Regions from separate parts of the Homo sapiens genome. Here regions 1, 2 and 4 are each linked to region 3. The links are chromatin contacts, found by Hi-C or POLR2A ChIA-PET in ENCODE. All regions are on one chromosome and are shown on one strand. The core of a region is the stretch at or near the end of the contact, and the rest is flanking DNA. Distances in the headings are between cores, read along the strand shown. Region 1 has its middle 49 kb from the start of TIMD4. Region 2 has its middle 21 kb from the start of LINC02227. Region 3 has its middle 21 kb from the start of ADAM19. Region 4 has its middle 140 kb from the start of LINC02227.

Region 1 (4,121 bases), core at 336-2,835, 680 kb before region 3:
CTCCCAGGTGATGACAAAACTGCTGGTCTGAATCTCACACTTCGAATAGCAAGGGTCTAGATATAAAATGTAGATCTAGTAGTAGTCTATTCTAACAGCGGATCTGAACAAACTAAATTCCATTTGGGTTCAACTGCAAAGTCACAGGAAAAGTGATCACTGCAATAAAGTCAAGAGCAGGGGCTGTGAGTGAGAGAACTGAGAGGATGGTTGTTTTTGATCTCTAGTTTATAGACTTAGGTTGACCAACCATCCAAGAGAAGCCATCTTTGCAAAATTATAACGATGAGAGAAATCTGACACAGTCGACCCCATTTTGCATAACTGACATATTTTGACCCCATAGTTTCCACAATCCCTTATTGCTCAGGAGTCATATGGCCAGAGATCACAAGGTTTGCGACTTCCCCAGTTGCTCATCTAGGTAACATCACTACTGTAGAAACTAAGATTGGTTTTTTGAAATATTTTTTCAACAGATCCCACCCGGCCTTGTGACTCATGATTCACCCGGTCCTGTGGCCCCACCCAGAGTTGGACTCAGCACACAAAGAAGTGTTCCACACCCCTATGATTTCATCCCCAATTTATCAGCAGCACCCTTTCCCTAGACCCCTGCTCTCCAAACTGTCCATAAAAACCCTAACCTTCAAGCCTTTGGGGAGATTGATTTGTATAATAACTCTATTTCCCATGTGGCTGGCGTCATGTCCATTAAACTTTTTCTCTACTGCAATGCCGTGTTCTCAATGAACTGGTTTTGTCTGTGCAGATGGCACAGGAAGAACCTATTGGGTGATTACACCAGTTTGCCCAGGACTGAGGGGTTCCTGGCATGTGGGACTTTGAGTTTTAAAACCAAGAAAGCCCAGAGCAAATTGAGACAAGTTGGTCACCATAGTTATGGTGCTGCTAGGAGAGCAGCAGAGCAGCCAAGCTGTGCGCTTTTTGCATTCTGATTCCTCTTCCTGGGGGCAGCAGCCCACTATAAAGCCAGGGGTGTGCTAAGATAGATGGCTTACGGAAAAGGAACGCTGAATTGCATGGCCACACCAACAAGAACTTAATTACATGACTCCAGAAGGGCAATAACAGGGCAGATTCTGTGAAAACTCCAGAATCTTAGCCACAGAGACAAGTCTAGAAAACACAGTTTAGTGCTTTGCTCTAGCACTGGTTAACTGTGGGACCTGGGCAACTCATGCCCCCTTTCTGAGCCTCAGTTTCCTTGGCTGAAAATGGGAGTGAAACTGACAGATGTGTGCGAGTCTTTGCTGTGCTCCCACCCCATTATTTCACATACAGTATGGATAATGCATATAACCGCACAATAGCACCTTTTCAGCACAAGCAGCAAATCCACCTTCTGTTTTGCGAGCAGCCATTTCCAGTGCTCCCCAAACTCCCTCTGGATAGCATTAGCATTCATCTTATTCGGGAACACTTCCCTTCACTGTCCTTTGATGCTCAGAGAGCTGAGAACTCACAGTGCTTTTTTTTTTTAAGGCTGTAACATATTTACAAATCTAAATGAAGCTCTATTTCCAGACCCAGTCTTTCGGTTTTGAGTGGCTTCCTCCTTCTGCTCTCACCTCCACCCAGGGAGCCCACTTCTCAACTTCCTGTTTTCTTTAGAGAGACAAAGAGTCTCCCCAGCCACCCATTGCTGGATTCCTGTTAACCTTTCATTAAGCCTGCTGACAGCTGGCTTTAGCTCTTCATGAGTTAGTTCAACACATTCCCATTTAAATGTGTCCCACCTGGCTTCATTAAGTTTCCTGCCAGGTTCTCCCTTTACAGCTTCCTCTGCAAATGCAAATCAGATTCTGAGTAAATAATATGGGGACAAGGGAAGATTGAGCTATAATGGGGTTGTAACTGGAAAGCCATTGATATACTCAGGTTGCTGTGGATCAGAGGACACTGAAATCCATTTGAGTCCAATGCAGGTCAGTGTTACAGAGCCATATGCATGAAGTCTGGAATTGGAGCCCTCACTGTGAAGTACAGGGTAGTGGTTAGAGTGTGGAGTCCTTCAAGCCTGGTTCAAAACCTGGCTCTGCTACAGGAGATTGGACGACGTGACCTTGAGCAAGTTCCTTCACCTGCCTGTGCTTCTGTTTTCTTAGCTCCAAAGCCAAAATAATATACCCGCTTTATTGAGCTGCTGTCAGGAGTCAATGAGATAATTGCCTTGAAACAGTTAATAGAGTACCCAGAATATAATAGGTGCTCATTACAAATTGATAGTATCTCCTGTGTTTAGCCTAGAAAGGCCATGGTGAGGAATTAGGTTGCTTTAAATTGAGCTTGCATGCGGCCCAGGATGGCTTTGAATGTGGCCCAATACAAATTGGTAAACTTTCTTAAACATTATGAGATTTTTTTTGCGATTTTTTTAGCTTATTAGTTATAATTAGTGTTCGCGTATTTTATGTGTGGCCCAAGATAATTCCTTTACTTCCAGTGTGGCCCAGGGAAGCCAAAAGATTGGAAACTCCTGCTTTAAATTGTGAGGTTTGATTGTGGATCCACCATATAATCATTAGCTGTAAGAAGCACATACTGCATCACATTCCTTCCTTATGGAAATGGAAAAACAACATTGATTCCATTCGATTGCATTACCTTTTTGTTTGTTTGTTTGTTTTTTGAGACAGACACAGTCTTAATCCGTTTCCCAGGCTGGAGTGCAATGGTGCGATCTCGGCTCACTGCAACCTCCTCCTCCCAGGTTCAACCGATTTTCCTGCCTCAGCCTCCCGAGTAGCTGGAATTACAGGCACCTGCCACCAAGCTTAGCTAATTTTTGTATTTTGGGTAGAGACAGGGTTTCGCCATGTTGGCCAGGCTGGTCTCAAACTCCTGGCCTCAAGTGATGTGCCACCTCGGCCTCCCAAAGTGCTGGGATTACAGGTGTGAGCCACTGCACCCGGCCTATTCTATTGCATTTCCCATGTGTGTTTTGTCTCATTCAGAAGTGAAGCTCCTTAAAAGAAGCAATTCTCTCTCCTGGGCCCCACATACAATAGATACCAAAAAGTTATTTATAGATGCTAACAATTCATCCTGATTACACAAAGAGGGAATGAGAGGAGCAACTACATCCACAGCCTCCTCTGATCAAGGAGTCTCAGTATAAGAATTATATATTTATTTTAATTCATCTTTTACTAAAATCCACCCTTTATCCCCAGTCTCAAACTGGCTACCTTGTTTTAGCCCACAGCCATGTTTTGCTTGCCCAGGAAATCATTTTAACTAATTTTAAATTTTAATGCCCTTAAGTGGACATACACTCCGATTTATCATGGGCCATGTCATCTCCCTTTGACTCCCTCAACTGTATCAGCTGCCTGGCCTCTAAATTCATCAGAGTTTGCCACCTCTGCCCCAGGCAGAGCTAAGTGTGCTGCTTCTAGGTAGGTCTAGGGGCCAAGGATGAAAAGGGCTGGAAGACAGGAGACAGGAGACCCATACCTGTATTGAAAGAGGGTATCTCTGCCACAGCATGGAGAACAGACAGGAAAAGGAGTAAAGTCAGAGATTATAATTAGGAAGATACTGCAGGAATCCAGCCAGAAAGTGCTATCAGCTTAAAGGAGATGAAGCAGCAGGACCTTTGCCCCTGGTACTGGAAGCTCCTGACCCTCTGTCTGGCCAAGCCCACCACCACACAGCCCTGGTAAAGGGAGATTGTTTTCTTGAACACTTTATCTGTTAGGAATTACTACAGTGCAACATTTCTCAAACTCTAACGCACATCAGAATCATCTGGAGGGTCTGTTAAAACACAGTTTGCTAGACTCTACCCCCAGAGTTTCTGATTCTGGAGGTATGGGGTGAAGGACATGAATCTGCATTTCTATCAAGTACCAGTGACACGGAGGCTGCTGGTCTGAAGTGCATAGTTTGAGAGCCACCGGGCTAGACCAGCATTTTTCAGAACTTGGTTCCATATTAGAACCACTTTGGGACATTTTTCAAAAATTCAGATGCCCAAGTCATACCCTGGACCAATTACAGAAAGAATCTCTTAAAGGGTAGGACTCAGGAATTGGCATTTAAAAAGCTCCCCAGTTGATTATTCAGCTAACATTGAGAACTACTAGGACAGAGGC
Region 2 (4,117 bases), core at 1,048-3,547, 830 kb after region 3:
ATCTCTACTAAAAATACAAAAAATAGCCAGGCATGGTGACGGGCACCTGTAGTCCCAGCTACTAGGGAGGCTGAGGCAGGAGAATGGCATAAACCTGGGGAACGGAGCTTGCAGTGAGCCAAGATAGCACCACTGCACCCCAGCCTGGGTGACAGATCGAGACTCCGTCTCAAAAAAAAAATTCTTATGTCATAAGTCAAGAGAGGATATTATCAGTATGTCTCAAGAAGTGATAGCATACATGCTCTGCAGGGTTTTAATAGATATGCTCAGAAGTGCTCCAAGCTAAAAGAGGCTGGGGACACTGGCTTAAACAACAGATTGTTTTGCTGCAGGACTTCTCCAGGCTTTAAATATGCTCATTCACACTGTGACTCTAGAAAACAGGAAAAAGTATGCAGCATTTTTAGACTTTTTTTTTAAACAATGGAACCTTCTCTCCCACTTCATCTACCTCCTCCCCTACACACACACACATACACCCACACACACGCACACACAATTAATTGTCTACAGAATAAACTTTGAGAAATACTTGCACTGGCTTGTCTGGTTCTCTTAAACAAATAGTATTCACCTTCTCCAAAACGTTTCATCCCAGTGATTAATAGTTTACTTCGTGTCTGAGATGAGTTTTACCGTCTTAGAAAGCCACATTCCTCAGATCTTAGAGGGAAATAAAATAAGGAAATTACCATCACATGAAGCAAACAGAAAACAGTTGGAATCATTTCAGCAGACCAGAGAAGAGGGTAGCAGACACTGTTGATACTACCCACCATCCATTCCTCCTTCCTTTTTCTTAGAGGAACCCTGACTTTGTTCAGGTATCAACCTCTCCCCCATGAAGACTTGTGCCTTGAAAAACTTGACCCCATCTCCAGCCCCAGAAGTGGGCCTGATTGGGTTACTAATAATCTCATTCCCCTTGTCTGTGATTAGTTCAGCAAGGGCACATGACCCAGTCCTGGTCAACATGTAAGAAGTCTGATTACCTTGAAGCCACCATGCTGTGAGGAAGCCCAAGATACACAGAGAGGTCATGTGTAGGGTCTCTGGGCATCAGTCCTAGCTGAAGGTCAGCCTTCACGTCATGCCAGCCTAGGCCTTGACATGTGAATGAGGAAGCTTCCAGATGATTTCAGCCCTAAGTTATTTTAGTGACCCTCAGCTGAATTATCCCAGCCTGCTGAGGTCCTGGACATTACAAAACAGAGATAAATCATCTCCACCATGTCTGGCCTGAATTCCTGACCCACGATATTTGCAAGCACAGTAAAATAGTGGTTGCTTTATGCCAGTCAGTTTTGGGGTAGTTTGTTATACAGCTATAAATAACTAGGACACCTGTCATTCTTAGTTTGGTTTCATAACTTAGTGGCTCATGGCCTAGGCCTCCTTTTTAAAACAAAAACAAAATTAAATAATTTTGAGAAGAGTTTAGATATTTTGTGATTCACCCTTTCCAACTCTGATGCAATTGGATACTCCCTGGTTGGAGATGGTGTTTGATATTTTTTCAGTTCAGTTTCCTCCATCTAGAATTCTGATATAGACATATAGATGCAGCTGTTGATACTCTGTATCTGAAAACTGATAGAATGTTCTGAAATTTAATTCCATTCTATTTTCTGTATATCTTTCTTGAGAGGTTTTAATTGTTAGGCAAATTTTAAACCAATTCTGTATAGAATGTATAACTAATTAAAGTCAAAGTAACTCTCGCACTTGAGTTTTGTATTTCATTGCCTTTGCCCTCCTACACTGTAGGAAACATTGAATAGCGCCAGGCTTTTGAGCATCTGGAAATCCTATACAATTCAGGCTGTGAATAAAAATATTCTACCATTTCCTGGCCATTTTGTTCTGTTAAATACCAAAATTGGGTTTATTCCTTTGTAAATGATGAAGAGGGGGCAGAAATGAATGTATATTTCTAAAAACATTTTTATGTTTTAGAAATGACCATACTGTTTCATAAAATAGCTCCACAAATTAAGTAATTTTGAAAATCTGTTTCTGACTAAAACCCAGTTCTAAAAATGAAAGCATTCATTGATTAATTCATGCATTCATTCAATAACTATTTATTGAGTATCCATTATGTGCTAACCATTATGTTGGGTAATGGGAATTCAGAGGTGAACAAACCCAAAGATTTCTCTTGGAGGAATTCTAAAGAGACATAGAAAATGTTTTCCTGGTGATTACCCTCCCTGAGCTTGGTTTCAGTCCCACTTCTGCAACAGCTGCAGAAGGTCTCAGAAGCACATTTGCAATATCTCCAGCTACTTTGTCACTGTTGGCAATAGGCAGGAAGAATCTTAGGTGGAGCTGTTCTTTTGCTAAATTAAACAATGATCAAAACTCTGCTCATTTTTTCCATCACTAAATGTCATCTAATTTCCCCTGGCTGTTAAGACAGTATGTGTGTGTGTGTGTGTGTGTGTGTGTGTGTGTCTGTGTGACAAATGCATAAAGGATCATACACACAGAAAAAAAAGCAAGTAAGAAAATATACTGGGTGAGGCATAATTTACCACACAGTTAAAAAACAATGTGTACTCAGCCCATAAAAGATATTTGCTACTTTAAGATGTTGCAATGGACATCTGTTGATTTGCCTGACCACCATATGTTACTTTTCCTAGTAACATCACCCTGTTTTTGTGTACAGAAACCAATTCTCACTCTGTGTTTTGAGTGTGGTGAACCCTACACCCCAGTTCTAGGAGTAGCCATGTGACATAAGCTGCCAATCACCATAGGACAATCCTCAGGCCACTATGATTGGCTTAGTGGCAACGACATGACTCAAGCTAGTCCAATGAGAGCTTACTCCAAGATCCTAAAACAGCCTGAATAGAGACACCTGGTCTTCCCAAGTTGCTCTGGGATTGTGACAGGATATGATGTATCCTTGGGGTTCCTGGCTGCCATCTTGCTATTACATGGGAAGATTTATCCAGAAAATGGAGCCAACTCAGGAGAAGGTAGATCTGAGATAAAGAGAGAAAATCACATCCCACAATATTTAAGCCATTTTGCCCAGACTGAAAATTTCTTAACATTTCTTTTTTTGCTGTTTTTTTTAATTAGCAAACCTGCCAGTTTTAGTAACTTCTGTTTCTCTAGATGTTTGCAAACTAACCAGTGTATATCTAGTACTTAAACATGCACTTTGCTTTAATAAGCTGCCTTTCAAGTCATTAGAGAAGGATTTAGAGGTTAAAGAATGATGTGGTAGGTAATTTATGTTTGAATCAACCTCCTCTTTTATAGACTATGTTAAAAAGTGCCTATAAATATTTCTTCTTGGCATCTTCAGCAATCTTAATGGGTTAAGTGCCCAGCATGTTCTACATGAGGTTCAATTCACAGTGATGTACCTGAGCAGGAATGGACTTCCCTCTTACTTACCATTTCCGTTCTCTTGTTTCCATCACTACCTCAAAGTCTGTCTCCTCTGCAGTTCAGGCAGTGTATCTCTGAGAAGGTCACTAAAATATATGTTCCTGGGCCAGGCGTGGTGGCTGTATCCCAGCACTCTGGGAGGCCAAGGCAGGTGGATCACCTGAGGTCGGGAGTTCAAGACCAGCCTGACCAACATGGAGAAACCCCATCTCTACTAAAAAATACAAAAATTAGCTGGGCATGATGGTGCATGCCTGTAATCCCAGCTACTCGGGAGGCTGAAGCAGGAGAATCACTTGAACTGGGGAGGCAGAGGTTGCGGTGAGCCGAGATGGCGCCATTGCACTCCAGCCTGGGCAACAAGAGCGAAATTCCATCTGTGTGTGTGTGTGTGTGTGTGTGTGTGTGTGTGTGTCTGTCTGTCTGTCTGTCTGTCTGTTCCTGGCCTTAAGCCCTTGCTCCCACTAGGGGCTTAAAGATTCTGATTCCTGTAAACCTAGGTGGGAATCCAGGAATACCCATTTTTTCACAAGCGACCCAATAATCTCACATGAGGTACTCCTTGTTAAGTACTGGTTTAAGGAATTAGAATCCTAAGGGAGAATGGCTGGAGGGATCTTTACGTATAATCTAGTATAGTCTTAACCTCCAATATTAATTTCAGAGGTTGAGACCCAGAAGTGAAAGTAAATGGTGTCAGCAC
Region 3 (4,028 bases), core at 891-3,390:
AGATGCTATTTACCAGGGAAAACCCTTTGAGAACCACTGATCTTAGATGCCACTGAATGAAAGAAACTGCAGTCATTCTTTTGCCTCATTTCCAAATTTTGGATATTTTTTCTGAACAGTTGCCAAATGTTCAAAAATCAGAGAAAAAAAATTCCTGATTGTGGCTCTTATGAAAAATTAGAAAGTCAGACAATAGTAAGTCTAAATTCTCCCGTGGTGACAATTGCTTAAAGCTCAATATCAGTTGCTCCTTTTTTTTTTCACTAACCCTAACCTACATCACTCATTTATTTTGCTGGCATTTGATTTTGATATCCCTGCAAAACATGGTGGAAACACAATGCAGAATTTGGAGGAGGAACATGAGTGCAGCTGGTTAACACCTATCTCTGTATCACATCTGATCAGCTCAGGCACCCAGGGCTGGCTTCCCAGAAGTACAACCCAGGCAGTTGCACAGGGCATCATTCTCAGGAGAGCCTCACACTTGATTTAATGCTCTGGTATTGCCATTTTGCAATTCTTAATAATTTTTGGAGAAGAGGGTCTCACATTTTCGTTTTGCATTGGGACCCACATATCATGTAACTGTTTTGCAGCCACCTCAAAGTTTGGAATCCACACTTAAAGGTGACCCTCTCATCACCAGATTGCTAAGGAGAGGAGGAGGTAATTCCAGAATCAGAAACCTAGGGGATACTTTAGAAACCATCTTGCCCTGCAGATAGGGTCACCATTTCATTTTATAGCTAGGGCTACTAAGGTCCAGAAAGAGGAAATTGACTTCCTCAAGGTCATGGACAAATCCTGAAAAGGGAACCAGATTAAAAGTCTGAAGTGGTGAGTCTGCAAGGCTGTGAATACTAAGGCTGCCAGCAAGTTTATGTATCTGATATACCCCTGCATACCAATATGAAAATTCCTGTTTTTCACTTAGCTCAGTCAACTTTGGGTTGATCTGGTTGAAGCAGGAGAAGGATGTGGATAAAACGGGAAGAGTGGGGGTGTGATCTTTAAACAGATCAAGAAACTTGTATAAACAGACCCATTTAGAATAAGGATTGTGAAAGGAAAAAATCTTATATATGAACTCCACCCCTATGTTTGTTACAAAGGACAGATCTCCACCTAAACCCCTAAATAAACTGCAGAGGCAAAAGCATTCAGGAAAAACCCAGCAATATACTACCCAATTGAAAATGGCAATCAGCTCAACATCCCTAATCATCAGAGAAATGCAAATCAAAACTACGATGAGATACCACACTCTAGTCAGAATGGCTATTATTAAAAAGTCAGAAAACAACAGATGCTGGCAAGGCTGTGGAGAAAACGGAATGCTTATACATTGCTGGTGGGAATGTAAATTAGCTCAGCCACCGTGGAAAGCAGTTTGGAGATTTCTCAAAGGACTTAAATAGAACTACCATCAACCCAGCAATTCCATTACTGGGTATATATCCAAAAGAAAATAAATCATTCTACCAAAAAGACACATACACTCACATGTTCATTGCGGTGCTATTCACAATAGCAAAGACATGGAATCAACTAACCTAGGTGCCCACCAGTGGTAAATTGGATAAAGATAATGTGGTCCATATACACCATGAAATACTATGCAGCTATAAAAAAGAATGAAATAATGTTCTTTGCAGCAACATGGATGCAGCTGGAGGCCATTATCCTAAGCAAATTAACACAGGAACAGAAAACCAAATACTGCATGTTCTCATAAATAAGTGGGAGCTAAACATTGAGTGCATATGGACATAAATATGGAAACAATAGACAACGGGGACTACTAGAGGGGGAAGCGGTGGGGCAAGGGTTGAAAAAAAAGCTATTGGATACCATGCTTACTACCCGGGTAATGGGATCATTCACATCCCAAACCTCAGCATCATGCAATATACCCATGTAACAAACCTGCACATGTACCCCTGAATCTAAAATGAAAGTTGAAATTATTGTTTAAAATGGCAATCAATAAAGCACTTAATTTCAGCTGGCTCCACTTAGCCAGAGAACAGCTCGAAGACCTGTAGGTCTCGACTGCCTAGTTTTAGGTTAATGGCTGCACACACTCAGAAAGTCGAGTTCCTGCAGCTGGTTGAGTGGTAAGTTGAAGTGAGAATTAGGCAAATAAGTCAGCCCTTGCTCACATCTGCTCTTGTGGTCTGAGTGGGTGGATCTTCCTCTCCTCCCCAACCACTGCTCAGGAATAGTCAAGAACACAACGCCTGGGTGTAGAACTGCATCATTAAACCCACTGTGCTTGGCTCAGTGATGGGTATATGGCCCTAAGCTGGACCAATGGGCATCTTCCCCAAGACTCTTGACAGCTCTATCAAAAATTTGCTTTCTTCTCGTCTGAGATGGTAAGCAATATAAGTTTGGAGCTATGAGTTGTCTTCTTGCTGCCATGTCAGGAAAGAACCTGTCTAAAAAATGAAGTCAAACAGTGGTAAGAGGTATGGAGAAAGAGAGAGACAAGGTCCTAGTATTATTATTTGAACCTGTGGATTTAGCCATGCCTGAAGTCAGCCGCCTCAACTTTTCAACTACATGAGCCAATAATTTTCTTTTTTGCTCAAGCTAGTCTGAGTTAGAGGTCTGTCACTTGTGACTGAAAATATCTCAATCATGCAAAGGCCTCCTCCATTCTAGGCACTGTGCTAGCTGCTGGGATTATAAGAGTGGACAAAGACACATGTCATTCCTATCTTCACGGTACTTAGCATCTAGTGGGAAAGATGACAGTAAGCAAGTGAGCAAATACACATATACATAAAATATAATAATTACACATTGATATTTGTAAACAATTGATGCTAAAAGAGAGAATGAGAAAGGAGGACTACTTTAGACAGCATGGTGGGGTAAGGCTCTCTTGAGTTGTTTTTTGAGCTGAGAGTTTGTGGTTGGTATGAAGAACAGAGGGAAGAAAGTTTCAGGTGGCAGAGACAGCCACCATTCTCAGGCTTGAAAGGCCTCTATTCATTCCAGGACCTGAAAGAAGGCCTTCATTCATTCACCCATTCAACAAACATCTGTTAGACGGTGTCAAGTGCTAAGTACAAGGAGATAAAAGCAGCCCCTGGAGAGTTGATAAGAGACATTGAAAGCTATACAAATGTTTGAACCATGTTATTCAGCAATTCCACTTCTAGAAATTCAGTCAAAAGAAAATAACAGGAATTTCTGCAAAAACATAGCTATCAGGATGTTCATTGAAGCGTTATTTATTTTTTTAACTCTAATTGAAGTGCCACAAACATACTAAAAGAGTGCACATAGACCGGGTACGGTGGCTCACGCCTGTAATCCCAGCATTTTGGGAGGCCGAGGCAGGCGGATCACCTGAGGTCAGGAGTTAGAGACCAGCCTGGCCAACATGCCGAAACCCCATCTGTACTAAAAATACAAAAATTAGCCGGATGTGGTGGTGCATACCTGTAATCCCAGCTACTCAGGAGGCTGAGACAGGAAAATTACTTGAACCCAGGAGGCGGAGGTTGCAGTGAGCCGAGATCGTGTCACTGCCCTCCGGCCTGGGTGACAGAGCAAGACTCCGTCTCAAAAAAAAAAAAAAGGATGTACATATCACAGTAAACAGTTCAACTATTTTCACGGCCTGAACACACCCACATTATCGAAAAAGAAAAGAGAACATGCCCTGCACTCCAGAAGTCCCCTTTTGCCACCTTCTAGTCACAAATCCCCCTTTAAGCAAGGGTAACTACTAGCCTGACTTCTAATAATATAGATTAATTTTGCCTCTTTTTACTTTATATAAATAGAATCATCCAGTATGTAACTTGGGGGAAAGGGATATGGGAAGGTCTTGGCTTCTTTTGCTTAAGTTTTGTGTTTGTGAGATTTCACTATATCGTTTATGTAGTTATAGATTGTCTGTTCTGCATAGTATTCCATTATCAGAATGAACCACAGTTTAGTCATCCGTTCTACCATTTATAGATATTTGGGTTGTCTCTAGACTGAGACTATTACAAACAGTGCTGTTG
Region 4 (4,140 bases), core at 1,121-3,620, 960 kb after region 3:
TGGTAGTTCCAGGATATTTTGGGTAGATTCATGGCAAAAACTGTTCCATAAGGCGGCCACATGACATTTCCAAATGATATAATAATAGCTATCATCACTGAACACAACCCTGTTCTTTTGTTACATATTGTCTATGGGTGCTTTTGTGTTACAACGGCAGAGTTGACTAATTGCAGCAGAGACCACCAATCCCACACAGCCAAAAATACTTACTATCTGAGCCTTTACAGAGAAAGTTTGCTGACTTCTAATCTACTTTGTTCAGGACAGGGATCACATTGACCCCTTCTATACAAGCAGTGCCCACTACAGTGTGGAGTTAGTGAGGGCCCAATAAGCATGGAGTGGTTGGGTGAGTGGTTGACCCGTGGGTTGGAGAGGAGAATCAGGAGGGCTCATGCCCTCTCTTCCTTGTACAGAGATCCCTTAGAACACATGCAGCACACACACCTCAGATGCTGCCATCTCTTTAAGAGCTGATGTTGGGATTCTCCCTGATTCTTTCCCACTTCCTTCCCCAGTAGTTACTTGACCAGGAACACGTGGATTACATTTCACTTAAAAACACAGAGGGAATTTCAAATTAGCAGGAAACATGTTTGGCAAAAACTAAAATACTTTGCAAACCATCTGGGATGTTCTCTTGTTAGTACTGGAGCTGAGTGCCACTGTCCTCCATGGAGAAATGATTTTTTACAAAATCCACATTAGTTCCAAGACAAAAGGACTCTGCACACTTAAGCAAGACCAACGGGAGTGAATAATGTTGGCCTCACTATGTCTTGAGAAAGGAATTGGCAAGCAATTGTATGTAAAACGAAGGTGGGAGTTCAAGGACATTTTGGAGAGACTCACAGCAAGAACTATTGCATAAGGCGGCCATGTACCATTTCCAAATTATATAATAGTTACCATTACTGAGTATTTCCCATGTTCTAGCACAAGCACCTTACACCTTTACCACAAGTAATCCTCCCAACAACCACATGAAATAGGTCCTATTATTGTCCACATTCCAATTAAAGGAAACTAACAATTAGCTTAAATAATTTTCCCCCAGGCCACACAGCTGGTAAGTGTTAGAGGCAGGGCTCAAACCCAGATCCAGGACTAGCTAACTCCGGGCTCTGTGCCTCCTACCATTATTCTACACTGGACTCCCCATAAGTTTCCCTGTGGCATTAGTTATGTTTCCCATGCCCTTTGAGTACAGCAGTGCTGGGCATACGGTAAGCATGCAATAATTACTTATTTCCTCATTCATGTATTTAAAAATATGTATCAAAACTTACTATATGCTAGGCACCATGACAGGTGATAGGGATTCAATGGTGATGTAAGACTGGTGGACTTAAATTAATTTTTTAAAGGCATCATGGGATTTTGTATCGGCTATCTCTGTATCTAGAAGATGTCAGACTCATGGAAGTTTTGTCCATTTTATTCCCTTTGCTTATCCATTCTTTCTTGTTTACAGAAAGACTTAATTTTCTGTCTCATATCTCTGTCCTTCTTGCCCCACTATTTTTCCCCCTTCTCCAAAAATCCCAGCCCCAAAAACAGTCTACATATTGTGAAAAAGATTTCTCAAACCACAAGGGTGATGTAACTTTAGGCCTGTGTTTTCTCTCTCACACACACAAAATATTGGATATGAGTGAGATTTTAAAAAATTGGTTTTTAAATGTGATGAAAAGAGTGTCCTTTTCACCAGAACAAAACAACCCTTAATGCTGAAGCCTCCTTCCCGATATGGTTGGCTTCCAAATATGAAGAAATCTGTGCATTGGGCCACAGGCTCCAGACAAAGTCTGAGGACAAAGGAAACCTGTGGACTGGAAAGATCATCGATGTTTAGAATGAACTGGAGGCTCCCTCCAGGTTTTGGAGACTGTGGTTAAAGACATGGCCTATATTTCAATGGGCAGCAGCCCAGCAAGGCTCGTTTGTAATCCAGCTGATACGACAGGGTTTTTGCCATGGGAAGTGTTTGCATTTGAGCATTTCTCAGCCAGTCACTAGCCATCAATTACTTAGGAGTCAGATCTTGGCCAGAGGCCCCCGTTCCACAAAGTATGTCATTCTGTATTCACAGAAATGGAGTTTACAGTCCTGCCGCTAAATTAAAACTGGTGCTTCCAAATTAAAAGCAGACAGGACAGATGTGCAGGGAAGAAACGGAGACTCACATCTTTTGTGAATCAGCTAATCCTTGTGCCAGAACTTGAAATCAGCTTTTCCTGTAGAGGCCTCGACTACACCACACCTATGTAAGCTGCATTAAATGAGGTGGAATTAACATTTTACCAGATATTTCCTCTGCTCTGCCATCTGGACAAGGATAAAGAGCTCGGTGAAGCCCAGAATCCCAAAAACTGTGCAACATGAGAACATGGGGCCAGCACCTGAGGGTGGCCACATCTAGCCTGTCCCCTCATTGAGCAATATGAAGTCATGTAGGACACCAGAGGGTGGATGAAAAGCATGTGAACCAAGTATGCTGCTTCTAACGATTAACGGTTCAAGCACAATCTCAAAACTCCAGTGTCTGCACTCCTCTAGGGAAAATGATAAAAAATACGATTTTCACTATTCTGCCTGCTCCGTTAATCACCTCATGATATAAATATTAGCTTTATTTTATAGGGCATTTATGATATTAAATTTGAAAACCTCAAATATGATCTGGCAAATTCATGCTTAAAAACCTTCAGTGGCTTCTCATAGCCCTCACGATTAAGAGCAGCTTCCTTGATTGGGTCACTAAAGCCTGCAGGGTCTGGTTTCCACCTCATGTAACACTACTTCTCTCCTCTACTCTGTGCTGCAGACACATTGACTTTCTTTCCATTTCTCCTGCACACCATATTCTCTTCCACTTCAAGTTGTTCCTTCTGCTGCAAAGCTTTTCCAGCCATCCTCTTTTATAACCTCATTATTAAGAAAAAAATTCACATACACACAATTCACCCACTTAAAGTGGACTATTCAGTGGTTTCAAGCATATTCATAGAGTGGTGCAAGCATCATTACATCTATTTCAAAACGTTTTTATCACCCTTTAAAAAACCCTTTTACCTATAAGCTTTCACTTTCCATTTTCCCTCAACCCTAGGAAATCATTAATCTACTTTGCATCTCTCTTCTGTCTCCTATTGCAGACATTCAAACAAATAGGATTATCCAATATGTCGTATTTTGTTTATGACTTCTTTTACTTATCATAATGTTTTCAAGGTTCATCCATGTTGTACCGTGGATCAGTGTTTTTTTCTTAGTCATCACGTAATATCCTATTGTATGGATATACCACATTTAGTTTATCCATTCACAAGTTGATGGACATTTGAGTTACTTTCATTTTTTGACTATTATGAACAATGCCGCTATGGGCATTCATGTACAAGCTTTTGTATGGATGTATGTGTTTATTTATCTTGGGTTTATACCTAAAGATAGAACTGCTAGGTGATAAGGAAACTATGTTTAACATGTTGAGGCAACCACCATAATTTTAACTAATGTTAACTACCACTCATGCTTTGAGTTTCAACTGAAATGTAACTTCCTCACAAATGCATCCCTGTCCCTTCCACTTCCTCCTAAGGTCTCCTGCTAAATGTCTCTCATACATACTGTACCTTTTCTTCATTGTCTTAGCCTAGTTGGTTGGTATGTATTTAGGTACATAATGATTTTATATATGTCTGTCTCTCCTCTTAGACTATAAGTTAGATGGCCCTTTAGCTCATGGCTATATCCCCAAAACTCTTACTAAGGCACTGTGTCAGCCAGTCTTCAAAATGCCCTCCAAGGATTCCACCTCCTGGCATTCATGCTTTTATGTATACCTTCCCCTGGGTGCAAACTTGTCTCAGTGATGGACAAATAAAATAGGAGCTTGGAGACTAGGTTTTCTCTCTCTCTCTCTCTCTCTCTCTCTCTCTCTCTGTCTCTCTCTCTCCTTGCTTTAGGGGAAACCAGTGGTTAATTCATACTGACACTGTATAGAGAGCCCCATTTGGCAAGAAGCTAAGATCTTTTGCCAATAGCCATGTGAATGAACCATCTTGGAAGTAGTTCCATCAGCCCCAGTCAAGCTTTCAGATGACTGCAGCCAGAGTCCACATATTAATGGCA

The links. Hi-C counts contacts between places; a loop is a spot of excess contacts on that map. ChIA-PET counts read pairs that join two places held with the same protein, here RNA polymerase II (POLR2A). Pooled maps may share reads with other maps.
Region 1: a loop to region 3 is called in a map of GM12878, with 4 times the contacts of the local background. The contact joins two enhancer-like sites. A Hi-C loop is called at or near these places in 2 of 168 maps with a recorded cell type or tissue (GM12878 and naive thymus-derived CD4-positive, alpha-beta T cell), 17 of 37 single-sample maps with no recorded cell type and 15 of 50 pooled maps. POLR2A ChIA-PET finds 5 or more read pairs at or near these places in 1 of 52 experiments (OCI-LY7).
Region 2: a loop to region 3 is called in a pooled map, with 12 times the contacts of the local background. The contact joins two enhancer-like sites. A Hi-C loop is called at or near these places in 2 of 37 single-sample maps with no recorded cell type and 2 of 50 pooled maps.
Region 4: a loop to region 3 is called in a pooled map, with 2.2 times the contacts of the local background. The contact joins two enhancer-like sites. A Hi-C loop is called at or near these places in 2 of 37 single-sample maps with no recorded cell type and 3 of 50 pooled maps.

What each region holds. Positions count from the first base shown.
Region 1 is chr5:156,912,611-156,916,731 of GRCh38, forward strand. No RefSeq gene overlaps it. Among named protein-coding and RNA genes, the nearest start is that of TIMD4, 49 kb to the right of the region's middle. RefSeq lists enhancers at 1-1,197, 1,198-2,143. Within about 2 kb of position 1,586, at least 7 of the 41 ENCODE cell types and tissues checked have a DNase peak (open chromatin) inside an H3K27ac peak, as active enhancers do; they include GM12878 and OCI-LY7, where a contact is called at or near this core.
Region 2 is chr5:158,429,179-158,433,295 of GRCh38, forward strand. No RefSeq gene overlaps it. Among named protein-coding and RNA genes, the nearest start is that of LINC02227, 21 kb to the left of the region's middle. Within about 2 kb of position 2,298, at least 7 of the 41 ENCODE cell types and tissues checked have a DNase peak (open chromatin) inside an H3K27ac peak, as active enhancers do.
Region 3 is chr5:157,594,476-157,598,503 of GRCh38, forward strand. No RefSeq gene overlaps it. Among named protein-coding and RNA genes, the nearest start is that of ADAM19, 21 kb to the left of the region's middle. RefSeq lists a silencer at 1-27. Within about 2 kb of position 2,141, at least 5 of the 41 ENCODE cell types and tissues checked have a DNase peak (open chromatin) inside an H3K27ac peak, as active enhancers do; they include GM12878 and OCI-LY7, where a contact is called at or near this core.
Region 4 is chr5:158,551,707-158,555,846 of GRCh38, forward strand. No RefSeq gene overlaps it. Among named protein-coding and RNA genes, the nearest start is that of LINC02227, 140 kb to the left of the region's middle. Within about 2 kb of position 2,371, at least 7 of the 41 ENCODE cell types and tissues checked have a DNase peak (open chromatin) inside an H3K27ac peak, as active enhancers do.